2 separate regions of the Homo sapiens genome follow, and region 1 is linked to region 2. Evidence: read pairs that join two places in POLR2A ChIA-PET (ENCODE). Cell type or tissue: MCF 10A. All regions are shown on one strand. Each heading gives the region's core, and the rest is flanking DNA. Links, peaks and the distances in the headings are about the cores only. Region 1 holds the start of MIR3649 (microRNA 3649). Region 2 overlaps ADIPOR2 (adiponectin receptor 2).

Region 1 (11,824 bases), core at 1,454-9,453, 120 kb before region 2:
GTGAGACCCTGTATAAAAAAAAAACCAGGCATGGTGGCACATACCTGTAGTCCCAGCTACTGGCCGGGGGTGAGGTGGGAGGATTGCTTGAGCCTAGGAGTTCAAGGCTATAGTGAACCATCATCGTGCCACTGCACTCCAGCCTGGGGTTACAGTGAGACCCTGTCTCAAAAAAAAAAAAAAAAAAAAAAGGAAACAGATAATGCATACAGGGCTAAACAGCATAGAAAATGCTACAAAAGTTGAAGATAGTATATTGATGTACATATTGAAGCAAAGAGAAAACTGGGGCCTTGGACGATGGAACTAGATGAGTAAGTCACATTCGGTAGGGAATTTAGAGCTGGTGCCTGGGGGCTTCATTTTACAAGACAGCCATGGGTATTCTCTACCACATGCTTCCCTCGAATTTACTCAGAGGGAAGCCCTCTCTCCACTGGCTTTCCCAGGCGTTAGGAGTCAATGGTTTTGAATAAGAGTGAAGATTAAAATTCAGCAGAGCTCCAAGCATGTCTGATCTTGAGCGGACAGGACCATGGACTAAGCTTCTGAACTCCCTTTTCCAATCTGCTCTTCCGGCCTCTTGATCTCTGTGCCAGGACTCAACTCCATCACAAATGCATAATTCCTATCACAAGGAGACAACCGTAAATATATTTGAATTAAGTGACATGTTTTCAGCTTCTCAAAGGCCCCATCCCTAAACTCAGTGTGGCCCTGGCCCTGTGACATGCTGGCGATGCAGTCCCACCAGGCACAGCACTGAAACTGCATGTCGTGCTGGAACAGGGGACTCTACCAGAGGCTCTGCTGGGACAGAAGGTAGGAAGCAGAAGCAGGTATTGGGATTCCATAGGAGAATGCAGTGCTCGCTTCCTGGTGTACCCACCGAGGAGGCAAGGGAAGGAGCAGTGACTCCTGTCTTTCTGTGACTCAGCTCCCGCCTGGGGCTTCTGGGTTCAGAGCAGGGGAGTGGAGGGATGTGGGTCTTAGATGAGAGAGGTGGAATGAGCAGCTCTTGGGACTCCTCATGGCCCCACAGTCTCTACCTGCTCAGAGAAAAATGAGCCCAGGTGATGGGAGGAGGTGTTCATATGTTATGGGAGAGGGAGGGTGACTGGGTGTGGCGCAGAGCTTGGGCTGCACCTGGCTACCTCGGTCTGAGGAGTCTCAAGTGCTACCTAATGTGTGGCAGTGGGGACAGAGGTGGGTTTTTTCCCCTTTTGTGGTGCTGGTAAGGAGGGAGCTCATGCATTCTAGGCACTGGTTCCATCCCTTCATCTGGCTAAATCAAATCATCTGGGGAGATTTAAAAATTCAGAGTCTGCCAGCCACCGTGACTCACGCCTAGAATTCTAGCACTTTGGGAGGCTGAGGCAGGAGAATCATTTGAGTTCAGGGGTTTGAGGCCAGCCTGGGCAACATAGTAAGACCTTGTCTCTATTGAAAAAACATCAGATTCCTAGGGCCCAGGCCTTGAGATTCTGATTGAGTCAATTTGGGGTGGGGTCTGGGATTGACTCTGTGTTTTAAAAAGATGCCTTGGGTGATTCTGCTTAGCAGCTATAATAGGGGATTGTTGATATGTGATTACATTTGACTACACCAAGCCTTCCATGCAGTGGCATGGCCATTTGCAGACAGAGCTGGGTTTAGAGGAAATGTAGCCAGGGCCTCAGGCTGTTAGAGGTCTAAGGATGGGGATTCAGAGTAAAGCATCAGTATCTACCCACTCAACATTGGACCTGGAGTGAGTGTGGTGGCACACACTTGTAGTCCTAGCTACTCTGGTGGCTGAGGTGAGAGAGAGGATTGCTTTGGGGTTGTGGTGTGATACGATCGTGCCTGTGAATAACTACTGCATTCTGCACTCCAGCCTGGACAATATAGTGAGACTCCATTTCTTTTTCTTTTGAGACAGAGTCTCTCTCCATTGGCAGTGGTGCGATCTTGGCTCACTGCAACATCTGCCTTCTTGGTTCAAGCAATTCTCCTGCCTCAGCCTCCCGAGTAGCTGGGATTACAGACACGCGCCACCACACCCAGCTAATTTTTTTGTGTTTTTAGTAGAGATGGGGTTTCACCATATTGGCCAGGCTGCTCGCAAACTGCTGACCTCGTGATCAGCCCACCTTGGCCTCCCAAAGTGCTGGGATTGCAGGCGTGAGCCACCGCGCCTGGCCCGAGACTCTATTTCTTAAAAAAAAAAAAAAAAAAAAAAAAAGATTGGACCTGGGAAAAGGAAGGAATGGAGGAATGGTAAACTATCCTGGATTAGCATCTTGCAAAAGACTAAAATCAGAGTCCATCCTTAAATCCTCCCACATGATAAAATGTGTGAACTTAATTTCCCGGATCTGTTTCTAACCTCCGGTGTGGTCAGTTGGACCAGCATTAGACAGTCAGATGAGGAAGGGAATGTTCTGTGAGGCAAACCCAAGCCCTAAGCTTGGTCTGCATCTGTGACCTGGTTCTGCAACTTTGGAGAGATGCACAAGAGGCTACGTGCATCCAAACAGCCTCGCAATCAGACCGCACGAGATCATGCAGCTCACAAATCTGGACAGACCTGAAAGATCGTATCTCGAACGAAGCCACTGAATGTCGCTGGCTCCCATGCAGGCCCGAGCAGGGAACAGCCGGCAACCACACAGTTGCACACAGGCTGCTGGCTGTGCCCTAGGACCGGCCCGGAATCCAGCTGGGGCTTCTCCTTCTCTCTTGAGAAAGTCCCCAGGGGCTGTCTTCAGCAGTCCTGAACTTGGGAACCTGGGCTGCATGCTGAATTAAGAACTCACAGTGAAAACTCTGCTAATCTGTAAAGTCAATTTGACTCTTTGATGGGCAGAGAAATTTGGCTTGCTTTATTTATTTCTTTATTTTCAGACAGAGTCTCACTGTCACCCAGGCTGGAGTGCAGTAGCTCAATCATAGCTCACTGGAGATTTGACCTCTTGGGCTCAAGAGATCCTCCCATCTCAGCCTCCTCAATAGCTAGGACTACAGGTGCACGCCAGCATGCCCAGATAATTTTGTTCATTTTTTTGTAGAGACAGGGTCTCACTCTATTGCCCAGGCTGGTCTTGAATTCCTGAACTCAAGTATTCCTCCTGCCTCAGCCTCCCAAGTAGCTCAGACCACCAGTGTGCCCTACCATGACCAGCTATTTTTTTTTTTTTTTAATTTTTTGTAGAGACTGGGGTCTCACTGTGTTGTCTAGGCTGGCCTCAAACTCCTGGGCTCAAGCAATCTTCCTGCCTTGGCAGCCCAAAGTCCTGGGATTACAGGCATAAACCACCATGCCAGGTGCCAGGTCAGAGATGTGGTTTTTTCAATCCCAGGGTCAAGAAACCAGAATTGCAGCCCTGGCTCTGCTGTCAAATTGTTCAAAAGCCTCTGAGGAAGAAGGATCAGGCTTCCAGGCTTTATTTGCTCCTCAGTTCCCGGTGCCAGCTCAGGGTTTTTGCAAAGTTTAGCTGCCATAGGAAGTGAGAAATTGCTCTGGAAAATGTATATGTTCCCATTTTTGCCTTTGTTATTATTTCAGTTCTGCTGTGGACTGTTGTGAACTGACCCAGTAACCACAGGCTAGTTCTTTGTCTTCCAAGCCCCTTATTGCTTGTTTCCAACAAAGTAGTCAAAAACACTTTCTCTGCTAAACAAACTTTTTTTCTTTTTTGTAACAAAAAAGACCAAAGATAGAAATACAGCATGGCTTTCTTTTTTCCTTTTTTTTTTTCTTTTTTTTTTGAGATACAGTCTTGCTCGTTGCCCAGGCTGGAGTGCAGTTGTGAGATCTCGGCTCACTGCAACCTCCACCTCCTGGGCTCAAGCGATTCTCCTGCCTCGGCCTCCCTAGTAGCTGGGACTACAGGCGCATGCCACCACGCCTGGCTAATTTTTGTATTTTTAGTAGAGATGGGGTTTTGCCACGTTGGCCAGGCTGGTCTCAAACTCCTGACCTTAGGTGATCCGCCCGCCTTGGCCTCCCAAATTGTTGGGACTATAGGCATGAGCCACCGCGCCCAGCCTTACAGCATGGATTTCTAAACAGAGTGGCTATTTGTTGCTGGGACAGGTAACTGAGAGGATAGATTTCATTCCCCAGAGAAGTTTAAGAAAAGAAGAGCATTTAGATGTTTTTAGAATTTAGTAGAGTCTAGAGCCAGGGAGAAAACCAGACATTCTCTGGAGATTCATTTCAGCTAGAGGGTTCTGTGTGTCCCATCTCCCTTTCAGGGATTAATCAGCCTCTAAAAACAGCAAGGGCACAAGATTCAGTACAGAGGACCTGGCTTCCCAACCAACTAGTTAAGTGATTCAGGCAGTTTCCTCAGCAATAAAACAGAAATAATACTCTCTCTACCTCAAATTAAATCATATGGATGTGAAAGCCTTTTGTAAAATATAAACTTTTAAAATATTGAGGCTGGGCATGGTGGCTCATGCCTGTAATCCCAGCACTTTGGGAGGCTGAGGTAGCAGGATTACTTGGGCCCAGAAGTTTGAGGTTGCAGTGAGCTAGGATCGAGCCACTGTACTCCAGACTGGGTGACAGAGCAAGACCCTGTATTAAAAAAGAAAAGGGTAATGGTATATCTTACATAGATATAGATAAGTGTATAAGATATAGCTTGCTTATATCATGGCAAGATCAATGAAAATATGCTTTTTAAAAAAGTAAAGTTTATTATGTAAGCTCTTGGGAATCATCTCAACTGAAGCCAACCACAAATGCAAGGGGTCTAACCTTGATGATCTGGATTTGTTTGGTCTTTTGTATACCCAGAAATCCACCATCCTTCTCTATGTTGGTCTTGGTCTTTCCTGAGAAGGCCAGTACCTGAAAAGTGAGCATTCCACCTTCCACCCCGCCATCACATGGGAGTCTTTTTTTTTTTTTTTTAAATCCCCAGTCTGTTTACCACTTTGTCCTAAGAATCAAAGACTTAGGAAACTTTTTTTTTTTTTTTTTTTTGAGACAGGGTCTCACTCTGTCACCCAGGCTGGAGTGCAGTGGCGTGATCTCAGCTCACGGCAACCTCTGCCTCCCAGGCTCAAGCGATTTTCCTGCCTCAGCTTCCTGAGTAGCTGGAATTACAGGCACGCGCCACCACACCCGGCTAATTTTTGTATTTTTTTTTAGTAGAGACGAGGTTTCACCATGCTGGCCAGGCTGGTCCTTATCTCCTGACCTCAAGTGATCCACCAGCCTCGGCCTCCCAAAGTGCTGGGATTACAGGCGTGAGCCACTGCTCCCGGCCAAGGAAACTTCAAGAAGGCAAAGGCAAGGAGGCCCACCCCTGGGCCCTCAGAGGACATGGACAGGGAGCGGACTCTGAAAGGAGCTCTGGGAATGGACTCTGCCCCCTCTAGCCCCCAGGGCCTGGCCGCCTACACCCAGCTGCTTCTCCTCACTGGCCTCTGCCCCAGGACATGGCAGCCACATCAGGGACGTGGAGCTGGGAAGCGTCCCCCCTTCTCACAGAAGGTCTGTGACAGTGGAGAAGATTCCCAGGATCTCAGGCTAGAAGTTGGAAGGCATTTTCTGAGGGCCACATGATTCCACCAGCTGGAGTTTTCTGTTCCCATTGTACAGTCCTTGATTTCTGGGACACAAGATGTTCTTTTAGGCTTTCCTGAATAACAAAGATCACACATACACTTGTTTATCTGGGGAGATGCCTTCCCGTTCTAAACAACTGACTTACAAATTCTCTTTCTGAGAACAATGCCCATTCATAAGTTGGGAACATTCTGTATGAGTGACTTCTGGCTGGGAAGGCACAGTTCTCAGGAGGGGGAGGAGTTCTCAGGAGACCCCTGTAAAGTGGGCCTGTGCTTAGACACTCAGGTCCCTGTGTTTGCTAGAAACACTTGGGCACACACAGGTGCCTGTTCCAAGCCTTCCTCCCAAGGAACACACCTGCGCATGTGAGTCACATGTCCCGCCAACGTGCCACCTAACCTTCACCCTGAGCTGGGGAGTATTGAGTAACTGTGTCGTCAGCAAAGTCACCCCACTGCTTGGGTAACACCTTCAGATAGTATCCAGGCCAAAACATGTTAAGAAAAAAAATTCACTCACAGCCAGAACACTTATTCCTGTTTATCTTTTAACAATGCAAGGGTAGGGAAATTGTTTGGAAATCAAAACGTGGAAGTTCGTTCATCCTCCCAACTCGTGGAGTTCTAAGGCAGAGACTGGCTAAGCTTTTGTGGGACCTAAAAGTTATATAATCAGGGTGGGGCAGTTTAAATAATTACAAATACGGAATTATGAACAGGGCCTTAGAAGGCGAGGGAGAGGCCCTGAAACTTGAGCTTCATTCACTTAATGGAAAATCTAACTCTGATTCTAGGGGAAGAATCTAGAAGATTCCATGAAAATACAATGTTATAGAGCTTTAAATGACTTTCCCTAAAATACTTTTAATACTTCTTGCCTTAGTGGATCCTGGCTTTTCTTTGACAGTGTCATTCAGTTGAAAACCCTCTGGGTAAAGGCTCTTCGCCTCCTGGCAGCCCCATGCGGGCGGGAGGTGCTGCTCTCAGGGTCTTCACACCCCACTGTTGCAGCCCTCCGCCCACCCGTCTCTCCAGCCGGACCATCCTCTCTGCATTTTGGTCCCTGTCCTCCGCCCACCCGTCTCTCCAGCCGGACCATCCTCTCTGCATTTTGGTCCCTGTCCTCCGCCCACCCGTCTCTCCAGCCGGACCATCCTCTCTGCATTTTGGTCCCTGTCCTCCGCCCACCCGTCTCTCCAGCCGGACCATCCTCTCTGCATTTTGGTCCCTGTCCTCCGCCCACCCGTCTCTCCAGCCGGACCATCCTCTCTGCATTTTGGTCCCTGTCCTCCGCCCACCCGTCTCTCCAGCCGGACCATCCTCTCTGCATTTTGGTCCCTGTCCTCCGCCCACCCGTCTCTCCAGCCGGACCATCCTCTCTGCATTTTGGTCCCTGTCCTCCGCCCACCCGTCTCTCCAGCCGGACCATCCTCTCTGCATTTTGGTCCCTGTCCTCCGCCCACCCTGGGGCCCTTCTGCAAAGCACTGAGGTTCGGGGCGCATGGACGTCTTCCTCCCAGCCCCTCATCCGCCAGCGAGCTGAGCCGCGCCCGGGCCCCTGTCACCGCGCCACCGCTCCTTCGGGACCTGAAGCCTCCGTGCTCAGCGATCCCCCTGCAGCCCACTGCGACCCCCACCCTTGCTGCGCCCTCCGCCTCAGCACGGCCCTCCCGGAGCTATGTGCCCTCCCTGACTTCCTCTTCGCCCCTCCCCTGCCTGGCTCTCCCACTGCCAGTCACCCCAACCCCGCCCCAGCAGCAGCCTCGAGTTCCCTCTCCCCTCGAAGGCCTCGCGGCGGACTCGGAGCGGGGCAGGGAGGAGGCGGGAGGCGGCGGGGGGCGGGGGGCGGGGGGAGGCGGGAGGCGGCGGGAGGCGGGGGGCGGGGCCGCAGCTCCGCCCTCGGGAAATGGCTCCGCCTCCCTCGCCGGGAGCTGCCTTCAGGGGCCGTATGCAGCGACTCCCCACCCCGCGGGCCATGCCAGCGGACGGGCACCTCCGCGGGCGCAGAGCGAGTCACACGTGCATCCTCTCGCCCTTCCCCCGCTGCACCGCCCGCTGTCCAGCCCTCTCCTGTTTTCTCCCACTGCAGAGCTGGCTAAAGAACACTGCAGACTTGGGCCAATTTGCCCCTGCCCAGATTCCTGATTCCCGGCCTCGCGGCCCCACCGCTGTCTTCCTCTCCCCTCCCGGACTTCCTGTCGCCCCCAGCCCCAGCCCTCTGTGGCCGCGGCCTGCTCTGCCTGAGCTGCGCCTCCGGAGGTTCCGCCGCCCCTTCGCCTCCCCCTCCCCACTTCCCGCCTCCCCCCTCACTTCCCGCCTCCCCCTCCCCACTTCCCGCCTCCCCCCTCACTTCCCGCCTCCCCCTCCCCACTTCCCGCCTCCCCCTCCCCACTTCCCGCCTCCCCCTCCTCACTTCCCGCCTCCCCCTCCTCACTTCCCGCCTCCCCCTCCCCACTTCCCGCCTCCCCCTCCCCACTTCCCGCCTCCCCCTCCCCACTTCCCGCCTCCCCCCTCACTTCCCGCCTCCCCCTCCCCACTTCCCGCCTCCCCCTCACTTCCCGCCTCCTCCTCCCCACTTCCCGCCTCCCCCTCCTCACTTCCCGCCTCCCCCTCCTCACTTCCCGCCTCCCCCTCCTCACTTCCCGCCTCCCCCTCCCCACTTCCCGCCTCCCCCTCCTCACTTCCCGCCTCCCCCTCCTCACTTCCCGCCTCCCTCCTGAGAGGTCCGCTGTCGGGAGAGAGGACTCGGTGTGTGCTCCGCTCGCCCTCCGCGAGATTCCCTCAGGGCACAAGCAGCGCTTCCTGAAGCTCGGTTAGCCCCTCACCCACCAGCTGCAAGGACGGGGACCCTGCCTTTCTTATCGCGCATCGCCCAGGCCCTGGCCGGGAGGAGGGCCTCTAACCGGGAGGGGCTGCCCGCTCTTCCGTGCCCCGCCCCGCAGCGCACCTGCCCGCGAACATGAGGCAGCCGGGGGTCCGCTGGGGCAGAGTGCGGAGTGAAGGGGTGCACTGGGCACTCAGCGCGGCCCTTGGGAGGCAGGGCCGCCCCAGCCTGCCCTCCTGTCTGGGAAGGCCGTCCAGAAGCAGGAGCCCCGGGGAAAACAACTGGCTGGACGGGGCGGCCTTCAGTGTCTCTCCCAGCCTGAGAGTCGCTTCCCACCACCTGGGCACGAACCTGCTCTGCGATCTCCGGCAAGTTCCTGCGCCTCCTGTCGGTAAAATGCAGATCGTGGCGTCTTCCCTGTCCCCTGTGAGGATCGTGAGCCTATGCGTGTGAGGCCACCAAATCCCAATTCGTATGAACGTGCTGGAAGCAAGGGGGTCAGAGCACTTAGCGGCTCTCTCCTCTGGTGGGGAGAAAACAATGATTTTCTTAAGGACACAGTTTGATGGCGGAGGCTCGAGAGCGGCTACAGTTGGGGCCACTGGAGAGAGAGATGGCCTCTGGAAGAGGGTGCTGAGTTATGTAGTGGCCGATTCACTGCAGGCTGCCTGCTAGATTGTAGGCTTGCTGAAGGCAGCACCAGTTATCTGTCGCACTGTTCGCTACAGAATTGTCCGCACCAAGCACAGCATGGACTCTGTTAGCAGTGCAGCAAACATTTGATGAAGGAAGGAAGGAGGGAATTAAAGGAGGAAGAAAGGAAAGGAGAAAGATAAAAAAGGAAGAAAGGAGGAAGGGAAGGAAGGAAGAAAGGAAGGATGGAGGGAAGGAGGGAAGGAAGGAAGGAGGAAAACAGGAGGGAAGGAGGGAAAGGAGGGAAGGAGGAAAACAGGAGGGAAGGAGGGAAGGAAGGAAGGAGGAAAACAGGAGGGAAGGAAGGGGGAAAGGAAGGGAGGAAGGAAGGAAGGAGGCTGCTTAGGGGTAAAACGTCTGTAGGGAGGATGCAGCCGGGCCACGAGCTAATAGAAGGTGCAGAATGTCAAGCTGCTGAGATGGACCATGGAAGGCAAGAAGAATGAGGGAATGCCCACCCAGTCCTCAATGACAAATAATGATCTTGTTTTCTTTTGCTTTTTCCTCGATCTTAATTTTTAATCCCCAATGGCTGAATGATGGTGTTCTGTGCAGACATTTGTGTTCGGGTAGAGAGAAGGGGAAAGAATGGCTGGGACTGGCCCACCATGGCCTTGGGACTGGCCCACTATGGCCCTGCCCTTACAAACTAGAGGAGAGTAATTAAATGAAAACGATGACAAGGATGTACATGTAAAACATTTAAAGGCTGGGCACAGTGGCTCACGCCTGTAATCCCAGCACTTCCGGAGGCCAAGGCAGGTGGGTCACGAGGTCAGCAGTTCGAGACCAGGCTGGTCAACATGGTGAAACCCCATCTCTACTAAAAATACAAAAATTATCCAGGCGTGGTGGTGGGCACCTGTAATCCCAGCTACTTGGGAGGCTGAGGCAGGAGAATCTCTTGACCCGGGAGGCGGAGTTTGCAGTGAGTCGAGACCATGCCATTGCACTCCAGCCTGGGTGACAGTGGGAGACTCTGTCTCAAAAAACAAACAAACAGCAACAACAAAAAACATTTAAAGACACACAAGGCCGGGCGCAGTGGCTCTTGCCTGTAATCCTAGCACTTTGGGAGGCTGAGGCAGGAGGATCGCTTGAGCCCAGGAATTTGAGACCAGCCTGGGCAACATGGTGTAAACGTGTCTCTAAAAAACATAGAAAAATTAGCTGGGCGTGGTGGTGCGCACCTGTGGTCTCAGCTACTCAGGAGGCTGAGGTGGGAGGATCACTTGAGCCCGGGAGGTCGAGGCTGCAGTGAGCTATGATCTCACCACCGTACTCCAGTCTGGGTAACGGAGCAAGACCCTGTTTCAAAAATAAATGAATGAAATAATAAAAATTAAGAACACACAAAAGTAGATTCAAAATATTACACACACTTTTACACCTGTACCTCTCTCTCCATCTTTGTGTATTGGAATGCATGAGTCCACACTGATAATCTCCAAGTCCAGGCCGACAGCATGAGTGCATTCTTGTTTTCTCCCTTTCCCTTCTCTGCCAGTAAGAAACCCGGCTCCACAGGGAGTGAAAAGAATGAAAAAGCAGCAGTAGGTCACTAAGGTCCCAGCTTCCCTGTGCCAGCCCTGCCATGGTGCCTCCAAGGATGCAGACCTGCCTGGGGCAGAGGTCTTTAAGGAGACCAAATTGGAACCAGAAGTTTCTTCAGACTGAAAGAACTCCAGGAAGTGTCAGTGGTTAGGGCAGATTTAGGATACCCTATAAATATACAGTAGGGCAAAGTTAAGTCAAGGGCCCCTGGAGCCTTCGGGGTTATGTTGAACCTCCAGGGTTCACCTGGATTAACTCTGTGGTGGCTTCCAGCTGTTGATCTCACCCTAGACCCAGGAATCTGAGGTATGATTTGAGTTAGAAATGGGAAGTAGGGGAGAAATGAAGAAAATTAGAAGAAAACAGTAAATGTATCACCACTTAAAAACATTAGTATTGATAAAATTGACTTCATAAAAATTAAAAATTTCCATGTGGCAAAAATAGCTGAGTCATAAGTAATTAACTGGGAAAATATTTGCAACACATATGACAGTTAATTTTCTTCACATGCAAAGTACACTTAAGAGTGAATAAGATAATCAGCCCCAAAGAAAAATGGGCAAAAGACCTTAAAAAACCGCAGAAGAAGAAATATATCTGGCTTTCTTTTTTTTTTTTCGAGACAGAGTTTTTGCTCTTGTTGCCCAGGCTGGAGTGCAATGGCATGATCTCAGCTCACTGCAACCTCCGCCTCCCAGGTTCAAGTGATTCTCCTGCCTCAGCCTCCCAAGTAGCTGGGATTACAGACATGTGCCACGACGCCTGGCTAATCTTGTATTTTTAGTAGAGACGGGGTTTCTCCATGTTGGTCAGGCTGGTCTCGAACTCCCGACCTCAGATGATCCACCCACCTCGGCCTCCCAAAGTGCTGGGATTACAGGCATGAGCCACCACCCCCGGCCTGCCTGGCTTTCAAACACATGAGAAGGTGCTTACCCTCACTTATAATAAAAGAAATAATTCTATTATATTTCTAATACATTACCAATACATGGTTTCCAATACATAAATTCAAAGTATAAGAGGTATTTTTTATGTATTAGATGAATAAAAATTAAAAATTTTGATAAATTTGTATGTGAAAGAAGATGTGAAGAAATAGGTGTTCCATGCATTATTGGTGGAAGTAAAAATTGGTGCCCTTTCTTTGAAACTATCAAATGCACATATCTTTTGATCCAG
Region 2 (11,824 bases), core at 1,646-9,645:
ATTCGGAGTGCAGTTTCATCATGTTTACTTAATGGTAGTATACATTAGCCATATTGTGTTTTATGTACATATCTGTAGTTTTGAAATGGCTGACAGTAATTTGTATGAGAATAAAGACTCTTTGTTTCTGTTTCTTTGGAGAATCAAATACATGTTGAATATGTGCAAATATCTGAGCTATTTTATATAACATAATTTTATATTTTAAAATCGGTCTGCTATAATCATTTCAAGCTATTGCCCGTTTTCAGGTTTTATATAATTTTAATGGAATTTTGTCATTTTAATTTCGTGTTTAATTAGGCACAGCCCTCATTAACTTATTGTTGAAAGTCTCCTAGAGCATTTATTAATTTAGCCATCATGTAAGTATGTTCCAGAAGCCATGGGGAAGAAGACAGACACTTAAAAATCTAGTTTAGGAAATGATACGCTAAAAATGTAAAATTCTATTAAACGTTAAATAAAACAGTATTAGTCAGTAAAAGAGCTGTAATCAGATATTACTGTCAAATGAGAGGCACAGACTTAAGTGCTAAAGAAGTCAGAAGAAGTAGTCAGAAGAAACAGAAGTCAGAAGAAGCAATTGCTGTGGATTAGATAGGTTATGCAGTCTCTAATGAAAATTGGTTCTTGGTGGGGTAGGGGATGAAAAACTATTAAATACTACTATGGTTTGGAACCCCCCATAGGGCCACAGTACATAGATAGTATATCTGTGTTATTAAAATTCATGGGGATGAGGAAAGCAATCTAAAATGTCCCAGGGCCGGGTGCAGTGGCTCATACCTGTAATCCCAACACACTGGAAGCTGAGGCAGGAGGATTGCTTGAGGCCAGGAGTTCAGGACCAGCCTGAGCAACACAGACCTCGTCTCTACACACACGCATGTGCACACAACAGACACAGTGGTGCATACCTGTAGTGCACGCATGCACACACACGTGCGCACAGTGGTGTACACCTGTAGCCCCAGCTATTCAGGAGGCTTAGGTGGAGGATTGCTTGAGGCCAGGAGGTTGAGGCTGCAGTGAGCCATGATCGCACCACTGTACTCCAGGAGCCTGGGTGACAGAGCAAGACCCTGGGGTCTCAAAGAAAAACGCTGTCTCAAACTAAAAAAAAAAAAAGGTCCCGGGGCTTGTGGGTAGCAGTAATGAAAGGTTGAGGAACACGAGTTTAGGATAGTTAAAGAAGGGTTTTAAATAGGAACTATGAAGGTTAGTCATTGAAGGATAGATGGTAAGTTTTAGGTAAACAAAGATGGAGAGGTTATTTTATTCAAGATGGTTTTCTTGGAGATTATGTGTTTTTATAAAATCAGACTGGGTGTATAACATGTCTCACATGCCGCATCATAGCCTCTAGTTAGTGTCTTATAAACTGAAGAATAGGAAAATTAAAATCTCAGAATTTCCTTTTAAACAAGATCAAATTTAAAGTGTTGTAGTAGATTACCCATTGCCTCTGTGTTCATTCTTACCAAGTAGTTTTTTGATTAGAGGTAGAGGATTTATTCATTTCTTTGTGCAGTCATGTTAGCAGTACTGTTTATCTAAACAGACTCTTGGTTACATACGGAATTATGGTTCTCTTGTGCTGTCTTATTCATTGAGTTAAAGAATTATAGAATTTTTTTAGAGATGTAGAAGACTGTAGAGATTGTTTAAACTCCTCCATTGATACATAGGGAGAAAATGGACCTGCAGTGAAGATCCATTGATGTTAGTGGTGGAGCTGGCCTCACCACTTTGGTCTCCTGACTTGCAGTCTACTGCCCTTCTTCTCACAATATCATTTTATCTAAACCAGTATGAACCTTGGTCTGGAGGCAGAAATTTTAATTTTAGTAATTTATCTCTTTAGACCATACCAGATTGTCACTTCTTTTTCCATTTCTCTAGACAAATCAGTCATTTTCTCCAGAATGTGGAAAGGCAGTGGGTTTTGGAGTTTGACTTTTCCACTTCAGCTTTAACCTTGGACAACTTACTTAACTTCTTTGCCTAATGCTCTTATATGTTAAATGGGAATGAGAATACTTACTTAATAAGGTGGTTGTTAGGATTAAGTTAGATGACCTATATATAAAGCCTTTTCCTCTGTGTTGGATATATTTAAAAAATTTATTAAATGTTTTTCTCCCCTTTCTTTCTCTGCCACTAGAGTACTTACCACATTGTGTATCACAGTTAGTTATTTTATGTGTCCCAGGTGCGAGTCTTGGAGGTTTTCCCCTTAGTAATTTCTCAACTTTATGTAATATTATTATGGGGTCTATGACATAATTTTTAAAAAACAAACCAGTAAAGCCAGGAATTTGCTACTGAAACAGAGATGCTGCTATAGTAGACAGTTAATTCATCTGTCAGAGAAGAATTGAGTACTAGTGTTCATTTTTAATACTAATAATTCTATAATAAACTGACTTACTATATTGTTGATTCTTGTCTAAGGCCTTGTTTTGACCTTAAGAATTTCATTATAATTCCACAAGGGAAATGTATTGATTGTGTCATTTGGCTCCCAGTCTCTGTCCTTGACTGTTTCTGTGATTGCCTTGCAGAGCTCTGAGGAACATGAATACAGTGATGAAGCTCCTCAGGAAGATGAGGGCTTTATGGGCATGTCCCCTCTCTTACAAGCCCATCATGCTATGGAAAAAATGGAAGAATTTGTTTGTAAGGTAAGAGTGCAGTTTCTTGTCATTGTCATGCTATATATTTAGCCCTTCCAAAACAGAAACCTTTAAAGAGAGTGGTAGTACTATAGCCTTTGGTTTGCTTTGGGGAAGATCTGTGGCAAGATGGGGACAGAAGTGGTCTTGGGACTCTAATCCTGTTGAAGACAGAATACATTTGTTGGCTTGTAGTAGCCATGATAAAGCTCTGATAAAACTAGGATATCCAGCTGGGAAACAAACATTTCCTAATGTAGGTTAACAGAGTAAATGTCTTATTGGTGGTTTAGACAAACAGAATGAAACATAGTCAGAAGTGGTTGACGCCTGGAGATATGAAAATGCCCTCCGCAGGTCCCTTAAATCTGTTCTGCTGAGTGACTGCAATGGCAAATGTACTGTTCTTTCTAGGGATTCTGTGAGTAATCAGGCTACTCTTGAGAGAGATTTTCCAGTTTCCATGTACATCTGGTATTTTCAGTTCAGCTGGTATACATTCTGTCTCTTAAGGTTTTTCTTCCAGTCCATTGTCTTGATTCCCTAGGACCTATTATGGGATTCTTTTTTTTTTTTTTTTTTTCTAAAATAGTAATTAGAATTGAGTTTGCCTGCTTAGAGAAAATAGACACACTGGTAAACTTGTAGGTACTTGATCAATCAGATCAATAAGGGCCCTGGCAGGTAGAATCTAATTAATGTAAGTCGATCAGTCTGTGTGTATACGTATGTGTATGTAAATTGATTTATTAAACATTTCTGGAGAACTCTTTATTATTTAGAGAGAAATTTTTGTGACACTTAGCTTTTCATGGCTTTTATGAAACCAAAACTTTTTATGTACATGGTCTTAGATCCAGGAGACTAAATATAGGTTTTCTTACATTCACAATAATGCTGGAAATAATTGGGATCAGTGGACTTAGAATGCTATTACTTTGGACCAGGGTATGAAAAGAGAACATTGTGATCTGAACATAGACATCCTTTCCAAGACTAAGGGTCCAGTGGGTTTTCAGGGGGAGTTTAAACATTTATGGGTCTGTAATAGAAAATTTTAGCCAGTTTGAAAATGAGTGAAGAAACAACTGAACAGAACAATAGATTCATTCTAGTGATCACTGTCTCAGGAGAATTAGCACAAAGGGATACAAAAGATTATTTTGTTTTTAAAATGCAAATTTGGTGTGAAGAAATCTCTCAAAGTTGGCAAATTTAGTATCTGGGCCATTAGGGGATTTTAATATTTAGAGATCAGCGGGGTACGGTAGCTGACTTAACTGCCTTTTTGTCCTCTCCCTTTCTGAACAGAGAACAAAGAATAAAACAAATAAAACTCTAAATTTAACAGCAAATCAGAGAATAAATAGGGCAGGACATTTGTTTGCTACAAACTATGATCTTCTGAAGGAAAAGGAGTGTTGTAAATATCCCTTAGCAGTTTGTTGATGACAGCAGAATGAAGAGGCATCCTGTTACACAGTGTTGTCTGGTGTGGCTCAACCCTGCCATGGCAGTGCAACTGACCACACTTGAAAACCAGCCGTGTCTAGTGGCACAGGGATTCTATTTCTTGGACTGGAAGCAAGTAAACAGAGACAGTTTAATATGAAATGTGCTGTGGATAATTTAGTCTTTAGAGTTTCCACGTTTGATCTTGGTCACTCTTTTTTCCCCTAGACTTCAGTGTTTGCTATTTACCAGCATAACCAGGTCCATGTGGGAATAGGATGTATGCTATGGGGAGTTTATTTGTTTTTGAAATTTATTTATTGTTGAGTCTCGCTCTGTCGCTAGGCTGGAGTGCAGTGGCACGATCTTGGCTCACTGCAACCTCCAACTCCCGGGTTCAAGTGATTCTCCTGCCTCAGCCTCCCAAGTAGCTGGGATTACAGGCATGTGCCACCATGCCCGGCTAATTTTTGTATTTTTAGTAGAGATGGGGTTTCACCATGTTGGCCAGGATGGTCTCCATCTCCTGACCTCGTGATCTGCCCGCCTCGGCCTCCCATAGTGCTGGGATTACAGGCATGTGCCACCATGCCCGGCTAATTTTTGTATTTTTAGTAGAGATGGGGTTTCACCATGTTGGCCAGGATGGTCTCCATCTCCTGACCTCGTGATCTGCCCGCCTCGGCCTCCCATAGTGCTGGGATTACAGGCGTGAGCCACTGCGTCCAGCTGTTTTTTTAAGAAATGTTTTTGTGCATTTTATGGTCTAATATATCCACATACCCAGTGGATTATTACTAAGATATTTGAAGGTAGGCAGTGTCTTTGTCAAGCTTATAAATAAATATGTCTTTGGCTAAGCCGTGATCTTATTTTTTTATTCTAGGGGGTAAAAGAGGATACCTATTTGTGTTGGAATTTGGCTGACTGTATATGACTCCAGGTTGAGAATGAGGGTGCAGTGTCTGTTGAATGTGTCACTAATTGCAGTGTAATTAAGAAAGTATAGCTCCTTGTCTCAGTATTTAGACCACTAGAACATTTGTTTAGAAATACCAGGGAAAATCACTCTGAAATTATATGCATATATAACCAATAAGAAACTCACATATTCTTTTTGAATGTAAAAAAGGAACATATGACTCTTTTGTCTGTGTGGGGTAGCAGAGTAGCAGTTTGGATACAGCAGAGCTGTGTGCACATTGTGAATTGCCTTGAAGATGTAAGGGTTGATTTCTGTCTTCCTCTCCCTCTCAGAAAATAAAATTCCCCCAAAGTAAGGTAATAGCAACATTCTGTAAGGTTAATCTCAACAATAGTGGTCTTTTCCCAAATTCAAATTTGATGCAAAAAATTCAGTATCTTGGTCTCTCTCTGACACTAAAAGAAGCAGACTGCAGAGGTTGACAGACTTCCAGCAGTTCCAACAGAAGGGATACTGGATCCCTGATCCCCTTTCTCTTTCTCTCCATAAAGTCCTGTGGAAGATCTCATACAGCTACTTTTGTAAGTGGTAGTACTATTAGCAGCAGATGTTAAAAATATAGATTAGTCTTTTGGCATTATTTTATTTTATTGTATGTTAGAAGCAAGCATAGAATGGCCACATTAGCACCAGTAACCACAGACCCCACGTTTTGAGTTGGAAAGTGAGGGAGGAGAGGTTTTGTATGGCTGGGGGCAGGAAGAGTAGGGAAGAGGCAGGGGGCTAGTTTGGTTAGAGTGTTAAGAGGGACACATCTGTTCTTAAATTGTTAGTCCTCACTTCCTTTGGATGTGGAGATGTTACACAGAGGATTAGTTCTTTTACAAATATCTGTAAGGAAGTAAGAGAGCAGAGAACAAGAAACAGGTTGTGGAGCAAAAGGAATGGGCACAGTAGCTGGTGAGTAAGTGGCAGTCTTTCCATAGAGTAGAGAGAGAGCCAAGTTTCCATGGCTTACCCATATTGTCACAAGACCCTGTAGTGGGTAGGGTGGAGGTCATTGTCTGAAGGTGAATCTTGCTGATTTGCAGCCTGGATTCTTGCTTTATAGGGTAATAGACTGGAAGAACTGCTGAGCCCACATTAGCTGGAAGATAAACCATGTGCCTGCCATTTTTCCTTACATCTTTCTGTCTAGCAGAAGCAAGTTAGTCAAGATTAAGTGATCCTTGTGGTGTGAGCTCTCGGGGCTATGAGACATTAAAAGAAGCAGAGTGCAGAGGTTGACAGACTTCCTACAGAGGGGATATCGGATTCCTGATCCCTTTTCCTCTAGAATCTGATGCGGGAGGGACCATGAGGAAACGGGAGGAAAGGGCTCTGAGGGACTGAAAGGGTGGTTAGGGCTGAGCTTCTTTACCATCTCTCTGCAGCATGAGAAGGAAGATGGATTAGTCACTAACTGTCTGACAGGAGATAGCCCCTGGGGATAGTCATGTACTGGCTTTGAGTAGATGCCAGGGATTACTAACTAATTCATGAAATGCTTTGTGTCATTTTGTTTGATCTTCATGATTTCCCTATGAAGTAACTGAAGCGCTATTTTACAAATGAAGGAGCTGCAGGTTGGAGGTTTTTTAATTAATTAAATCTCATATAGCTAGTTAATGCCAGGGGTCCACAATTTTCTGACTCCTGTGCTCTTTCTTTTCTGCCTCATCATATTTGCATAGTGGGAAGAGAAGAAAGAGTAAGATGGAGGGAGAGATTTTAGCAAAAGGCACAAAAGTATGATTCTATGTAATTCTGTTTTTACCAATAGGAATATTAAATATAAAAATGTTCATATTAACACCACAGGGATTTATCAGAGGTAAAGTCTGTTATATAGGTAGGATGAAGGAGGTCAGTATGAGTGAGACTTTGGAACCTTCATCCCACCATTAGCCAGGTTGAAACAAAGTTTGAAACCACTCTTTTAGGGCATTTCCTATAAATTTGTTTACTCTTTCCTTTTCCTAAGGCCCCCACTTAAAAGTATATTTTTTCTTTCTTTTTTTTTTTTTTTTTTTTTGAGGCAGAGTTTTGCTCTTGTTGCCCAGGCTGGAGTGCAATGGCGTCATCTCAGCTCACCACAACCTCCGCCTCCCGGGTTCAAGCAATTCTCCTGCCTCAGCCTCCCGAGTAGGTGGGATTACAGGCATGTGCCACCACACCCGGCTAATTTTTTGTATTTTTAGTAGAGATGGGGTTCGAGCTCCTGACCTCAGGTGATCCACCCACCTTGGCCTCCCAGAGTGCTGGGATTAAAGCCTTAGCCACCATGCCCGGCAAAAATATATTTTTCATCAGTCTTTAAAGAACTCAGAATATAAGACATTATACATTTTGAGATGTTTGCCTTTTTAAAAATGAATTGTTTTTCCCATTATAAAACAGTGTGATAAGACACAGTTGTTAGGGGTCAGTGTTGGTAAATTGACAACTAAAATCACAAAGATGTTTGATAATACCTCTCTGCCAGGTATGGGAAGGTCGGTGGCGAGTGATCCCTCATGATGTACTACCAGACTGGCTCAAGGATAATGACTTCCTCTTGCATGGACACCGGCCTCCTATGCCTTCTTTCCGGGCCTGTTTTAAGAGCATTTTCAGAATACACACAGAAACAGGCAACATTTGGACACATCTCTTAGGTATGTAATGTCAGTGATGTAATGAGCTGGTGATTCACTTTCTTCCTTTTTATTTTCATGTATTTGAGGGTAAGCACAGAACTTCAGAAATGTATTTGGATTTGCCATTTTGTTTTCTGAATTTCTAATGATGAATTTTCTGACTGGTTTACTCGTAGTTTATCCTGGTTTGCACTATGATTTTGTTATAACTTAAGTTATATTTCTTTCTACTAGATTTTCAGATCTTGTCCTCAAACCAGGCCAAGTAAAAGTTGCTATACAAAATGTGGTTTCATATTGTAGTGACCACTGAGAAGAAAGTATTATTTAATAGAAGTAATCTGATCTTTTAAAATGCATTACTTATATGCACTGCTAATTTTCAGTTTGGCCTGAAGTAGAATATGGACTGTAATTTTTTCTCCATAATGATTGTATATTAAAGAAAGAATACTGTAGAGGAAAGAATAGTCTTTCCAACAAATGGTGCTGGGATAACTGAGCCATATGTAAAAGAATGATCCCGAACTCACATATGCAAAAGTGAACCCAAAATGGATCAAAGACCCAAACATAAGAGCAAAAACTATAAAATCCTTAGGAGAAAACATATATAAATCCTTGTAAGTTTGGATTAGGTGACTGTTTCTGAGAATTGCCACCAAAGAAAAAATAGATAAATTGGACTTCATCAAAATTAAAAACGTTGGTATATCAAAGTGCATTATCAAGAAAGTGAAAAGACAACCCATAGAGAAGAGAATATTTACAAATCAGCTAGTTGGTAAGGATCTAATAAATAACTCCTACAACTCAACAATAAAGACAACCGATTTTAAAAATGGGTAAAACATCTGAATAGATGTTCTTCCAGAGAAGATCTAAAATGGCCAATAAGCACATGAAAAGATGTTTGTCTTCGTTAGGCATTTAGGAAAACGCAAATCAAATGCTTTGAGAAATGCAGTGAGAAATCTCAACACTTCACACCCACTAAGATGGCTATAATCAAGAAAATGAAAAATAACAAGTCTTGGCAAGGATGTGGGGAAATTGGAACTTTCATACGTTGCCAGTAGGAATGTGAAATGGGGCAGTCCCCATGGAAAAGTCTGGCAGTTCCTCAAAAAGTTACATAGAGTTACCAGAAATCAACTCCTAGTATATTACCCAAGATGACTGAAAACATGTTCACATAAAAACATGAACACAGAAGTTTGCAGCAACATTATTCATAATAGCTAAAAAGTAGAAGCAACCCAGATGTCTATCGACTGGTAATGGAGAAACAAAATATGGTGTATTCATACACTGGAGTATTATTTAGCTGCAAAAAGGGATGAAGCACTGATACATGCCACAGCATGGGTGAGCCTTGAAAACATTTGCTAAGTGAAAGAAGCCAGACACAGAAGGTCACATGTCGTTTGATTCTACATGCATGAAATGTCCAGAACAGGAAAATCCATAAAGACAGTAGATTAGTGGTTGTTTAGGGCTGTAAGGAGTGGGGAATGGGGGATGACAGCAGATACAGTACTTCTGTTTGGGGTGATGAAAATATTTTGGAATTAGTTAGTGGTGATGGTTGTACAACCTTGTGAATATACTAGTTTCTGGCCTTACTCCATTTGATTTGCATTTCTTATCACACATTTGATTTCCATGGTGCCTCTAAGTTCCTGCCTGCTAGTATAGTGAGAGGAGAGTAGAGGGTCAAATCAAGTTTGTTGCTGACTTCTAATTCAAGGGTAATTTTTAATTAAAATGATAAAACAATTACTTAGCAAACGTTGAAGTTGAAATTTCTGTGCCTGCCTTGTGTTAGGTGGCCCCTCCCTAAGCAATAGGAACATGGCATCTTTCTGTGTAGAACAGTGTAAGAATTGGTTAGGAAATGGCCTGAGTAGGCATTTTGTCCTTAACTCTTGAATCTCCTGAACCAGCTGATGAGGGCCAGAGAAACAGCATGACACTCCCTGACAGCTATTGGTAGAGGAAAGCTGTATTTCTTGGCAGGGTTTAGGGGTATTGGAATTCATTGTAAAAACAAAAGCAAAAGCACAATGGACCTTTGAAAGCTGGACTATGAGGTATGTGCCAAAAACTGTATAAATGAAACTATTCTACATCTAGAGGTAGAAGTGGCTTCATTATATCTTCTAAGAAGTAGCAGCAGTGTCTGATTTCTTTTTAGATTATGCCCTTAGATAAGTTTTTATATTCTGTATATTCAGTTTATGAAGCTGAAGTATTTCTGATACCAACAATGTTGGAAGTAAACCACAATTTTGGATAGGCTTCAGTTATTTGGAAGATTTTTCTCATTGAACTTTTGATTCAGATATTGTTGTAATGCAGAAGGATTGAAAACAGAATCAGTTATAATACTGTCTCTTCTAAAGGGTGATATTTTATCTATTTTCTGTGCTCTTTTTCCTAGGTTGTGTATTCTTCCTGTGCCTGGGGATCTTTTATATGTTTCGCCCAAATATCTCCTTTGTGGCCCCTCTGCAAGAGAAGGTGGTCTTTGGATTATTTTTCTTAGGAGCCATTCTCTGCCTTTCTTTTTCATGGCTCTTCCACACAGTCTACTGCCACTCAGAGGGGGTCTCTCGGCTCTTCTCTAAGTAAGTATCTGTAAAGTCCGTATTTTGGCCAATGATTTAGAGGTAGTGCGTTAGGGAAAAACATTCAGCAGAGTTGGCAGAATTCTTAATATCATCTCATGCAAACTTTTTTTTTTTTAAAAATTAAAGAGCAACCCAGTTTGGCTCTTAGGTGTCGTTGATGGCTTATGTCATGAGGGATTAATTGGAACCTGTAGTGGCCAGTAGTTTTTAAATTACTGCATTAAATGGATTTTTTTTTTCTGTCATAGACTGGATTACTCTGGTATTGCTCTTCTGATTATGGGAAGTTTTGTTCCTTGGCTTTATTATTCTTTCTACTGTAATCCACAACCTTGCTTCATCTACTTGATTGTCATCTGTGTGCTGGGCATTGCAGCCATTATAGTCTCCCAGTGGGACATGTTTGCCACCCCTCAGTATCGGGGAGTAAGAGCAGGTAAGAGCACGGGGAGGTTCTACATTCGACATTCATTTATTCACTAGTTAAATTCACTATTTATTAAAGTTCTACCATTTGCCAAACATTATGCTGTGTATTTGTGATGCCAAGATGAAGAAATCATAGTTCCTATTGTTGGGGGTTTTTTTATGTAGTAGTCGTAGTAGTTGTTGTTGTTAGTAGTGTTTATTAATTGTCTTAAAGCATTAGGGTTGAGGGGTCATGGTGAGTATGAGGTGATATAATTTGGGACTGTTACTTACTTGAATTTATGGCTAAACACCATCCAGAAAGCGGTAGTCTATAACTTTTGTAAACAATGATTTCTCTTACTCATTGTGGAGTGTACTTTTTGTAGTGATTCTTTTTTTGTTGTCATTTTCTGTTTTGTTTTATATTTTTATTTTATAATGGATAATCTGCTTAAGGCTTCACCCCCATGCTGATTATGTTTTGTTAAAGTGGGCACCATATCTCCCTTCTGATGTAGGGATAAAGGGGCTTTTTATATTTAGGATAATGCCTGTTTAGCTGGAGATCATAGAGAAAGCCACAAGCCCCTCAGTGCCTTGGCTGAGTCTTCTTGTAGGACATGGAATTAGCAGAGATGTTCTTGTCTCCTACTCAGTGTCAAGCTCAGTGCCCACTGAGAATGAACAAGGAGTGTTTTTCCTTTCGTCCTTAAACCCCCAAAACCATTTAGTATTAAAATCTAAACCCTGGATCATCCGGGGGTACCTGGAAGGTTAGACACAGAAGTAACCTCATGTCAGTGACCACTGTTAAAACACTCTGCCGTCCTCCTTTTTGTGTTCATATGAGCAAATGAGCATTGGTCAGGGTCAGCTTTCAACAGTACTTGAGTAGTACAGTGGTGTTAAGCCTGCTTGAGCACATGAGATAAGAATGTCTTTGCTGAGTACAGCTGAGCATTCTGTTATTTACATACATCAGAAGAACCAAATTCCTGAGCCTTTGACTTAGAGAATGATAGGCAGAAACCATTAGCAGCCTTTGCT

What was found. Peaks named below come from ENCODE experiments on the same cell type or tissue, not always from the same donor. Only the 100,000 strongest peaks of a DNase experiment are listed, where the experiment ranks them.
Region 1: POLR2A ChIA-PET joins it to region 2 with 10 read pairs; 14 of 35 experiments call an interaction of 5 or more read pairs at or near these places.

What each region holds. Positions count from the first base shown.
Region 1 is chr12:1,654,475-1,666,298 of GRCh38, forward strand. MIR3649 (microRNA 3649) reads right to left here and starts at 5,906; the gene lies at 5,841-5,906. RefSeq lists silencers at 7,400-7,499, 7,590-7,679. In MCF 10A, for the core only: no CTCF peak of the experiment used is centred there; DNase peaks (open chromatin) are centred at 5,987 and 7,577.
Region 2 is chr12:1,770,275-1,782,098 of GRCh38, forward strand. ADIPOR2 (adiponectin receptor 2) reads left to right here. Exons shown (of 8, transcript NM_024551.3): 3 at 2,568-2,687; 4 at 7,580-7,751; 5 at 10,177-10,363; 6 at 10,615-10,802. Among named protein-coding and RNA genes, the nearest start is that of LRTM2, 44 kb to the right of the region's middle. RefSeq lists enhancers at 5,784-6,302, 6,303-6,820. In MCF 10A, for the core only: no CTCF peak of the experiment used is centred there; a DNase peak (open chromatin) is centred at 6,537.